Regions from separate parts of the Homo sapiens genome. Here all the other regions are linked to region 2. The links are chromatin contacts, found by Hi-C or POLR2A ChIA-PET in ENCODE. All regions are on one chromosome and are shown on one strand. The core of a region is the stretch at or near the end of the contact, and the rest is flanking DNA. Distances in the headings are between cores, read along the strand shown. Region 1 has its middle 7.0 kb from the start of CBLC. Region 2 holds the start of PPP1R37 (protein phosphatase 1 regulatory subunit 37). Region 3 has its middle 6.9 kb from the start of CEACAM16.

What was found. A loop is a pair of places that touch in the nucleus more often than their neighbours do. ChIA-PET counts read pairs that join two places held with the same protein, here RNA polymerase II (POLR2A). Pooled maps may share reads with other maps.
Region 1: a loop to region 2 is called in a pooled map, with 5 times the contacts of the local background. The contact joins the enhancer-like site here to the promoter of PPP1R37 in region 2. A Hi-C loop is called at or near these places in 5 of 50 pooled maps. POLR2A ChIA-PET finds 5 or more read pairs at or near these places in 2 of 52 experiments (AG04449 and WTC11).
Region 3: a pooled map shows a loop between it and region 2 (5-fold over the local background). The contact joins the enhancer-like site here to the promoter of PPP1R37 in region 2. A Hi-C loop is called at or near these places in 2 of 50 pooled maps. POLR2A ChIA-PET finds 5 or more read pairs at or near these places in 2 of 52 experiments (HEK293 and naive thymus-derived CD8-positive, alpha-beta T cell).

Annotation. Positions count from the first base shown.
Region 1 is chr19:44,769,404-44,772,366 of GRCh38, reverse strand. No RefSeq gene overlaps it. Among named protein-coding and RNA genes, the nearest start is that of CBLC, 7.0 kb to the left of the region's middle. Within about 2 kb of position 1,631, at least 4 of the 41 ENCODE cell types and tissues checked have a DNase peak (open chromatin) inside an H3K27ac peak, as active enhancers do.
Region 2 is chr19:45,091,640-45,094,432 of GRCh38, reverse strand. It overlaps PPP1R37 (protein phosphatase 1 regulatory subunit 37), which reads right to left and starts at 1,254. Exons shown (of 13, transcript NM_019121.2): 1 at 906-1,254. The coding sequence starts at 1,107. RefSeq lists silencers at 972-1,181, 2,699-2,793 and enhancers at 1,602-1,651, 2,652-2,793.
Region 3 is chr19:44,690,869-44,693,572 of GRCh38, reverse strand. No RefSeq gene overlaps it. Among named protein-coding and RNA genes, the nearest start is that of CEACAM16, 6.9 kb to the left of the region's middle. RefSeq lists an enhancer at 1,070-1,139. Within about 2 kb of position 1,317, at least 23 of the 41 ENCODE cell types and tissues checked have a DNase peak (open chromatin) inside an H3K27ac peak, as active enhancers do.

The DNA.
Region 1 (2,963 bases), core at 382-2,881, 320 kb after region 2:
CCGGCCGCAGTAGCTCACGCCTGTAATCCCAGCACTTTGGGAGGCAGAGGCGGGTGGATCACGAGGTCAGGAGAACAAGACCATCCTGGCTAACACGGTGAAACCCCGTGTTACTACGTCTTACCGTGTTACCCACGTCTCTACTAAATATACAAAAAATTAGCCGGGCCTGGTGGCGGGCGCCTGTAGTCCCAGCTAGTCTGGAGGCTGAGGCAGAGAATGGCGTGAACTCGGGAGGCGGAGCTTGCATTGAGCTGAGATCGCGCCACTGCACTCCAGCCTGGGCGACGGTGCGAGACTCCATCTCAAAAAAAAAAAAAAAAAAAAAAAAAAGCTACAAGAGAATAATTGTGATGTTCTAAACACAAAGAAAAGATAAACGAGGTGATGGATATCCCAGTTACCCTGATTTCATCATTGCACATTGTATACATGTATCAAAACATCACATGTACCCCCACAATATGTACAACTATGTTATGTCCAAAAATACAAAAAAGGGAGAGTATGTTATGGGTTGTCTAGAGCTGGAAGGGTGTTGAGGGGAAATAGGGAGTGACTACTAATGGGTATGAGGTTTCTTTTTGGGGTGAACAACTGTTTTAAAATAGAATCTGGTGAGGCAGGCATGGTGGCTCACGCCTGTAATCCCAGCACTTTGGGATGCTGAGGCAGGTGGATTGCTTGAGCTCAGGAGTTCGAGACTAGCCTGGGCAACACAGTGAAACCCTGTCTCTACTAAAGTATAAAAAATTAGCCGGGCATGGCGGCATGCACCTGTAATCCTAGCTACTCGGGAGGCTGAGACAGGAGAATGGCATGAACCTGGGAGGCAGAGGTTGCAGTGAGCTGAGACTGAACCATTGCACTCCAGCCTGGGCGACAGAGCTAGACTCCATCTCAAAAAAAAAAAAAAAAAAAAAAGTCTGGTGATAATTGCACTATTTTGTGAATATACTAAAGTCACTGAATTGTACACTTTTTAAAATTTTATTTTTATTTTTATAGAGACGAGGTCTCTCTGTGTTGCCCAGGCTGGTCTTGAACTCCTGAGTTCAAGTAATTCTCCCACCTCGGCCTCCCAAAGTGGTGGGATTACAGGCATGAGCCACTGCGCCCGGCCAGAATTGTACACTTTAAAGAGGTAAATTGTATGGTATACACATTATATCTCAATAAAACAGTTAGGCTGGATGAAAAAGCCAAATACCGCTCATTCTTACTTGTAAGTGGGAGCTAAACGTTGAGTACTCAGGGACATAAAGATGGCAACAATAGAAACTGGGGACTGCTAAAGTGGGGAGGGAAGAAGGGAGGGGGCAAGGGTTGAAAAACTGTTGGGTACTATGCTCAGTACCTGGGTGACGGGATCAGTCGTACCCCAAACCTCAGCATCATGCAATATACCCAGGTAACAAGCCTGCACATGTACTCCCTGAATCTAAAATGAAAGTTGAAAAAAATAAAACGAAATAAAGCTATTGAATAAAAAGTGGAGACCTGAGGATAGCCACAAGAGGGCGCTCTGAGCACAGAGTTACCACCTCCCTTGGGAACGGAGTTTCTCGGCCACGCCTCAAACTATGGCCATACCTTCGAGGCCCTGGCCACGCCTCTGGGACTGTGGTCCCACCCCCAAGGGCCTAGCCCCACCCCTACACCTTAACCACACCCTCAGGTCCTGGTCACACCCTCAAAGCAGTGTCTGAAGCAGCCCATTCACGCCCCCAGCTCCCCAGACTCTGACCACAAATGCATGCACAGACTTAGAGATACTCGGAAACACAGAACCTTAAACCATAGACTTTTCTTTTCTTTTTTTTTTTTTTTGAGACTGAGTCTCGCTCTGTCGCCCAGGCTGGAGTGCAGTAGCGCGAACTCTAGTCACTGCAACCTCCGCCTCCCGGGTTCAAGCGATTCTCGTGCCTCACGCTCCCGAGTAGCTGGTATTACAGGCGCATCTCACCACACCTGGCTAATTTTTTGTATTTTTAGTAGAGACGGAGTTTCACCATGTTGGCCAGGCTGGTCTCGAACTCCTGACTTCAAGTGATCTGCCCGCCTCGGCCTCCCAAAGTGCTGGGATTACAGGCGAGAGCCACCGCGCCTGGCCAAAATCACAGACTCTTAAACCATGACTTTTACTTTGAAATCATTTGTTTTTCTTTTGAAATTATTTTAAAGTTACAGAGAAGTTGCAAGAATAGTTTCAGACATTACGTCCCTTTGCCTCTAAATGCTTCAGTTGCATTTCCAAGTGTAAGGACGTTCTCTTACACCACCACAGTACAGAGGAGCAGTGTACATTTCTCAGTGACAGTAGTATCCAACAGTGCAGCCTGTATGCAAATTGCCAGCTGTCCCCAAACTATCTGTCATAGCAAAAAGTTTTCATCTCTTCGGTTTCCTTCAGTCTGGTACGGTTCCTTGGCCTTTCTTTGTTTTTCATGGAATTGACATTTTTGAAGATTATAGGCTAGTTCTTTTGGAGAAGGTCTCCTTGATTTGGGTTTGTGTGATGTTTCCTTGTGATTAGATTCTGGTGGCAGGAGTGTTACAGAAGTGATGCTGTGTCCTTCTCTGTACATGATATCAGGAGGCACACGATGCTGGTTGTCCCAAGAATGCTGACAGATTTGGTCGGTTGGTTATGGTGAATCATGGAATCCCAGACCTATCGATTCACCAAGTCAGTCTCTTCCATCCCTGGGCCACAGTTTCCCTTTCTATAAAGTAAAAGTCTGGCTTATGTGAAGGTCTGAAAACACACTTAAAGAACAGATGTGTTCGGCTGCGCGGTGGCTCATGCCTATAATCCCAGCACTTTGGGAGGCCGAGGCGGGCGGATCATGAAGTCAGGAGATCGAGACCATCCTGGCTAACACGGTGAAACCCCATCTCTACTAAAAATATAAAAAATTATCCGGGCGTGGTGGCGGGCGCCTGTAGTCCCAGCTACTTGG
Region 2 (2,793 bases), core at 5-2,504:
TTTCTCAGGAAGGAACAAGAGGACCCTTCCGTAGCCATGTCCCAAACATCCTCTGCTCCTGAATGACTGACAGCCTTCCTTCTGCTTCTCTTTTTTTTGGAGGAGGAGGCGGCGGTAGGCGTTGGCTTTTCTTCTTAATACCACATTGCAGCAGGCGGCGGTGGCTCACACCTGTAATCCCAACACTCTGGGAGGCCAAGGAGGGAGGACAGCTTGAACCCAGAAGTCCGAGACCAGCCTGGGCAATGTAGTGAGACCTTGTCTCAATAAAAAAGAAAACATAAAAACCACACTGCCTCTTTCTCCCTCACCCAACCACAAATTGACCACCACCTCTGCTCCTCTTCTGGGACCTTATCTTGACTCCTTTTTACCAAGTCCTCTATAGCCACAGTCCAAGTTTATAGTCTCCCTCTTTCCAGCCAAGAAAGTGGCCAACACGACCACTCCTTGCCCCAAGGCTTGCAGACCAGCAACTTAACCTCTTTTTACCCCCATAGACCCATCAAACTCTTTCAACTGCCCTTTCAGGCCCAGTGTTGACCCGCTCCTCCTCTCAACTGCTCCTTCTCTCCTTCTCTGGTGGAACTACGAACGCAAAGGCTGCCACACTCTACATCTGACAAAACACCAAACTTTCTTTAATTGCTCATCGTTTTAAACCCTAAAACGATCACCATCTTTGTCTCGGGTGGGTGGGGTGCGGCAGAAACCAGATACTTTTCACCTTCCCAACTCCATAGCCACCCCCTTTCTAACAGACTACGGTTCTAAACTGACGACTGTCCCCTTATTCACCATTAGGTGCAATCTATTGAACGCCACCTCGAGCCGGGCCCTGCACCGATCCCTCCCGACTCCCGGGTCCCTCTCGAGCCCGCCCCCGCTTCACCCGCGGTAGCTACCATGTCTCCAGGGGTCTTTGGGCTCCACTGCTCCAGACACGATATCCTCGTCGGACGGGAATGTGACGCGCTTGGCTGCAGCCTTGAGGCGCCCATCGGCGGGGGGCGACGCGGGGCTGGGAGACCCGGCCTCAGCTGGGGCCTCTTCAATGTCGCCGTCCGCGCCCGGCACGGGCGGCGCCTCCTGCGGCGCGATCTCCATAGCCGCCGCCGCCTCCTCACGGGGGCCCCGGGGACATGCCCCGGGCCCCGGATTTGTCTCTCCGGGTCCGCCCGCCGTCCCGGGGCATGGGCTCCGCCGCCGCTTCAGGCGCCGCCTCCGTCCGCTCTCCTAGTGGTCGTAGTCGTCGCCGCCGGGAGCCCAAGCGCGCCTCCGCCGAGCCCCGCGCGCGCCTGCCCGTTCGCAGTCACACTTTCGCTCGAGGCTGGCGAGCCCGCCGCTTACTATAAGAAGCAGAAAATCGATTTCAGCGACTTGCACGTAGAGTTGTCCCGCGGGTGACATGAAGAGAGAAACAAAGGGCAGGAAGGGCCACGGAAAAAAGAAACGTGAGCAGCGAATCTGCAGAGCCGGAACTGCAGACTATGAGGGGCGGGGCGAAGTAGACGCCGTCTCCAAGAGCAGCGCGCAAGCGCGAAGCTGAGCCCACGCCTTCCTGCCGGAGTCCAAATAACGAATATTCAGCTCCCGCACATTCGTCAAGAGCCCAGGGAATGGAGTGCATAGAACTGAAAACACCTGGCGGGGCGCGGCGGCACACGCCTATAATCCCAGCACTTTGGAAGGCTGAGGCGGGAAGATCGCTTGAGTCCAGGAGTTCGAGACCAGCCTGGGCAACATAGCAAGGCCCCGTCTTTACAAAAAATTTAAAAATTAGCAGGGTCTGGTTACAGGAGCCTGTAGTTCCAGCTACTTGGGAGGTGGGAAGATCGCTTGAGCCCGGTAGGTTGAGGCTGCACTGAGCTATGATCGCGCCCCTGCACTCCGACCTGGTAGACAGAGCCAGACCCTGTCTCAACGAAAGGAAAGAAATGGGCCGGGCGCGGTGGCTCACGCCTGTAATCCCAGCACTTTGGAAGGCCGACACGGGCGGATCACGAGGTTAGGAGATCGAGACCATCCTGGCTAACACGGTGAAACCCCGTCTCTACTAAAAATACAAAAAATTAGCCGGGCGTGGTGGCGGGCGCCTGTAGTCCCAGCTACTCGGGAGCCTGAGGCACGAGAATGGTGTGAACCCGGGAGGCGGAGCTTTTAGTGAGCCGAGATCGTGCCACTGCACTCCAGCCTGGGCGACAGAGCAAGACTCCGTTCCCCCCCCCCCAAAAAAAACAAAGGAAATAAATGAAAACATTGAGGCTAGACTAACTGATGAAGAGTGGTAACGGCATGAAGAAGTCGAAAAGAAAGGCGGATAGGAGCTGCATTCAATATATGAGTGCAGTTGATGGATGCTGACAGGGATACTCTGGAGACGAAGTCTCGGCCCCTTCGCTAGTCTCTAGTCCTCCATTTGCTCGCTGCAGTTACATCAACAGCTCTCTGTATCGGGGTAGAGTTGCATAAAATACAACTTAAATTACAATGCTAAAATAAATATGAGCCCATGAGCGGTATCATAGGCCTGATTTTAAAAAACAAAACCTAGGAGAAGGTAGAAATTCCAAAGGCGAGAGACGAATCTGCCAACCTAAATCCTGGGTGACAAGGCTGGTGGATCACCGAGGCAAGAAAGAACCAGCGTGAGCTCAAGCCACACCCCTAGGCTCAGACCCAACGCTTGACATTCGCCGCCGCACTTTCGCCACGCTTGCCGAAGCGCACCCGGCTAACTAGAGGAGGCGGGGCTGAAACCATAAAAGGGAACTGGGGCGGAGCGAGCTGCGT
Region 3 (2,704 bases), core at 68-2,567, 400 kb after region 2:
GCACATGCCTGTAATTCCAGCTACTCTGGAGGCTGAGGCAGGAGGATCACTTGAGCCCAGGAGATGGAAGCTGCAGTAAGTTGTGATCACGCTACTGCACTCCAGCCTGGGGGACAGAGTGAGACTCTGTCTCAAAAAAAAAAACAAAAAAACAAAAGTTGTAGAATTCTTTTCTCATTCCTTTAGAATGGTTAAAACAATTTTTTTTTTCTTTTTTGAGATGGAGTCTCGCTCTGTTGCCCAGGCTGGAGTGCAGTGGCACGACCTCAGCTCACTGCAACCTCTGCCTCCCGGGTTCAAGCGATTCTCCTGCCTCAGCTTCTCGAGTGGCTGGGATTACAGGCGCATGCCACTATACTCGGGTAATTTTTATGTGTTTTCAATAGAGATGGGGTTTCACCAGGTTGCCCAGGCTGGTCTCGAACTCCTGCCCTCAAGTGATCTGCCTGCCTCTGCCTCCCAAAGTGCTGGGATTATAGGCGTGAGCCACCGCGCGAGGCCAATGGTCAAAACAATTTAAAAACCACTTTTTATTATGGGAAATTCTACGCACCCATCGAAAGCAGAGAGAAGAATGGTGTCTGCCCTCGCAACCACATACCCATCACTCAGCTCATAGGCAATCTGGTTCCCTCTCCTCACCCACGGCCCTCTCCTGTATTATTTGAAAGCAAATCCCAGCCATCAGATCATTTTATAGCTATTTCTGCCTGTATCTTTAAAAGATAAGGACTCATTTAAAAATAACACACTCACAATGCTATCATTTCACCTAAACAGTGAACATAAAAATCAACAATTCCTTAATATCTTCAAATGCTCAGTGTTCGAGTTTTCTGTTGTTCAGCAAAGCCATGATTTCTTGAATAATATCATAATTCCTTTTGGGCAGCCATCACTCAAATCTAATTTTAGAACACTTTTATCACCCTGGGAAAATTCCCTTCTGCCAGGATCGAAAAGTGGTTCAATATTTTGAAATTTCTGCCTCAGCAGTGAAGTGCTTTCTTCTGACGGAAACTTACCTGGAACCCCAGTGTGTTCAACATGTAAACAACACCTCAACCCACACCTGTCCAACCCCCCAACCGCCCCCCCGGTACAGGATCCCCATCCAGGGCTGTAGGCAGACCCGGGGGGTGGGAGAGTTGGTGGACAGTGGCTGTGTATACCTCTAGTGGTCTATCTACATCCATTGACCCTGAGACCCTAGGAACCCGCACAAAACCTTTTTGCACACAGAGTTGAATCGGGAGGGCAGGGTTTTCCCCGTGAATCATAGTGACTCTTGGTCATGGCCCAGCCCACTTCCTTCCCTGCCACCAACTTACTCATTTGTAAAGCAAGGAGCCACAGCCCTGAGAATCTAGGGTGTACCAGGGCTCGTGGGAAGAGGAGGTGGCAGAGGGAAGCAGTGTGCCCTGGTGGGCAGAACTTGGGTGGAGAGAGCCTGGGAGCCGGGGATGGGCGTGGGGGGCGTCTTAGTTCCCGTCAAGGACACTGGTCTCAAGCTAATTAGGCCAAACATAAACACGGTGCCTGAAATTCCACCATCAGCGAGACCTCCTTTGGGTTAAGCATCACTCTCTCCCCTGTGCCCTTTGTAGAGGGCAGACACCTCTGCCTGGACACACAGACCCCACTTGAATGGGCATGGATTGCATCTTGGTTCACCTTCCTTTCAGGCTGGGATGAGCAGAAGACAAATTTTCGGTGTTAGAAACTTTGGTTTTGTTCTCAGCTTGTCCACTGATACCCTGGGTGACCTCACCTTTTTTTTTTTTTTTTTGAGACAGAGTCTCGCTCTGTCGCCCAGGCTGGAGTGTGGTGGCACAATCACAGCTCACCGCAGCCTTGACCTCTTGGGGTTAAGCAGTCCTTCCACCCCAGTCTCCCAGGTAGCTGGGACCACAGGCACACACCACCACGCCTGGCTAATTTTTAAATATTTTTGGCCCAGTGCGGTAATTCACGCCAGTAATCCCAGCACTTTGAGAGGCCGAGGTGGGTGGATCACTTGAGGTCAGGAGTTCAAGACCAGCGTGGCCAACGTGGTAAAACCCCCGTCTCTACTAAAAATACAAAAATAAGCCAGAAATCGCTTGAACCCAGGAGGCAAAGGTTGCAGTGAGCCGAGATCGTGCCACCGCACTCCAGCCTGGGTGACAGGGAGAGGCTCCATCTCAAAATAAATAAATAAATAAATAAATGAAAGTAAATAAATAAATTTTTTTGTGTGTGCAGACTGGGTCTCGCTGTTACCCAGGCTCATCTTGGACTTCTGAGCTCAAGCGGTCCTTCTGCCTTTGCCTCCTAAAGTCCTGGGATTAAAAGCATAAGCCACTTTGCCTGGTCAGCTTCACTTACTTAACCTCAGTTTCCTCATCTGTAAAATGGGGATAATCACAGTACTAGGTTGGTGCAAAAGTAATTGTGGCTTTTGCCATTACTTTTTTTTTTTTTTTTGAGACGGAGTCTTGCTCTGTCCCACAGGCTGGAGGGCAGTGGCACAATATCGGCTCACTGCAACCTCTGCCTCCCTGGTTCAAGCGATTCTTCTGCCTCAGGCTCCTGAGTAGCTAGGATTACAGGCGCCTGCCACCACACCCAGCTAATTTTTTGTATTTTTAGTAGAGATGGGTTTCACCATGTTGGCCAGGCTGATCTCAAACTCCTGACCTTGTGATTTGCCCGCCTCGGTCTC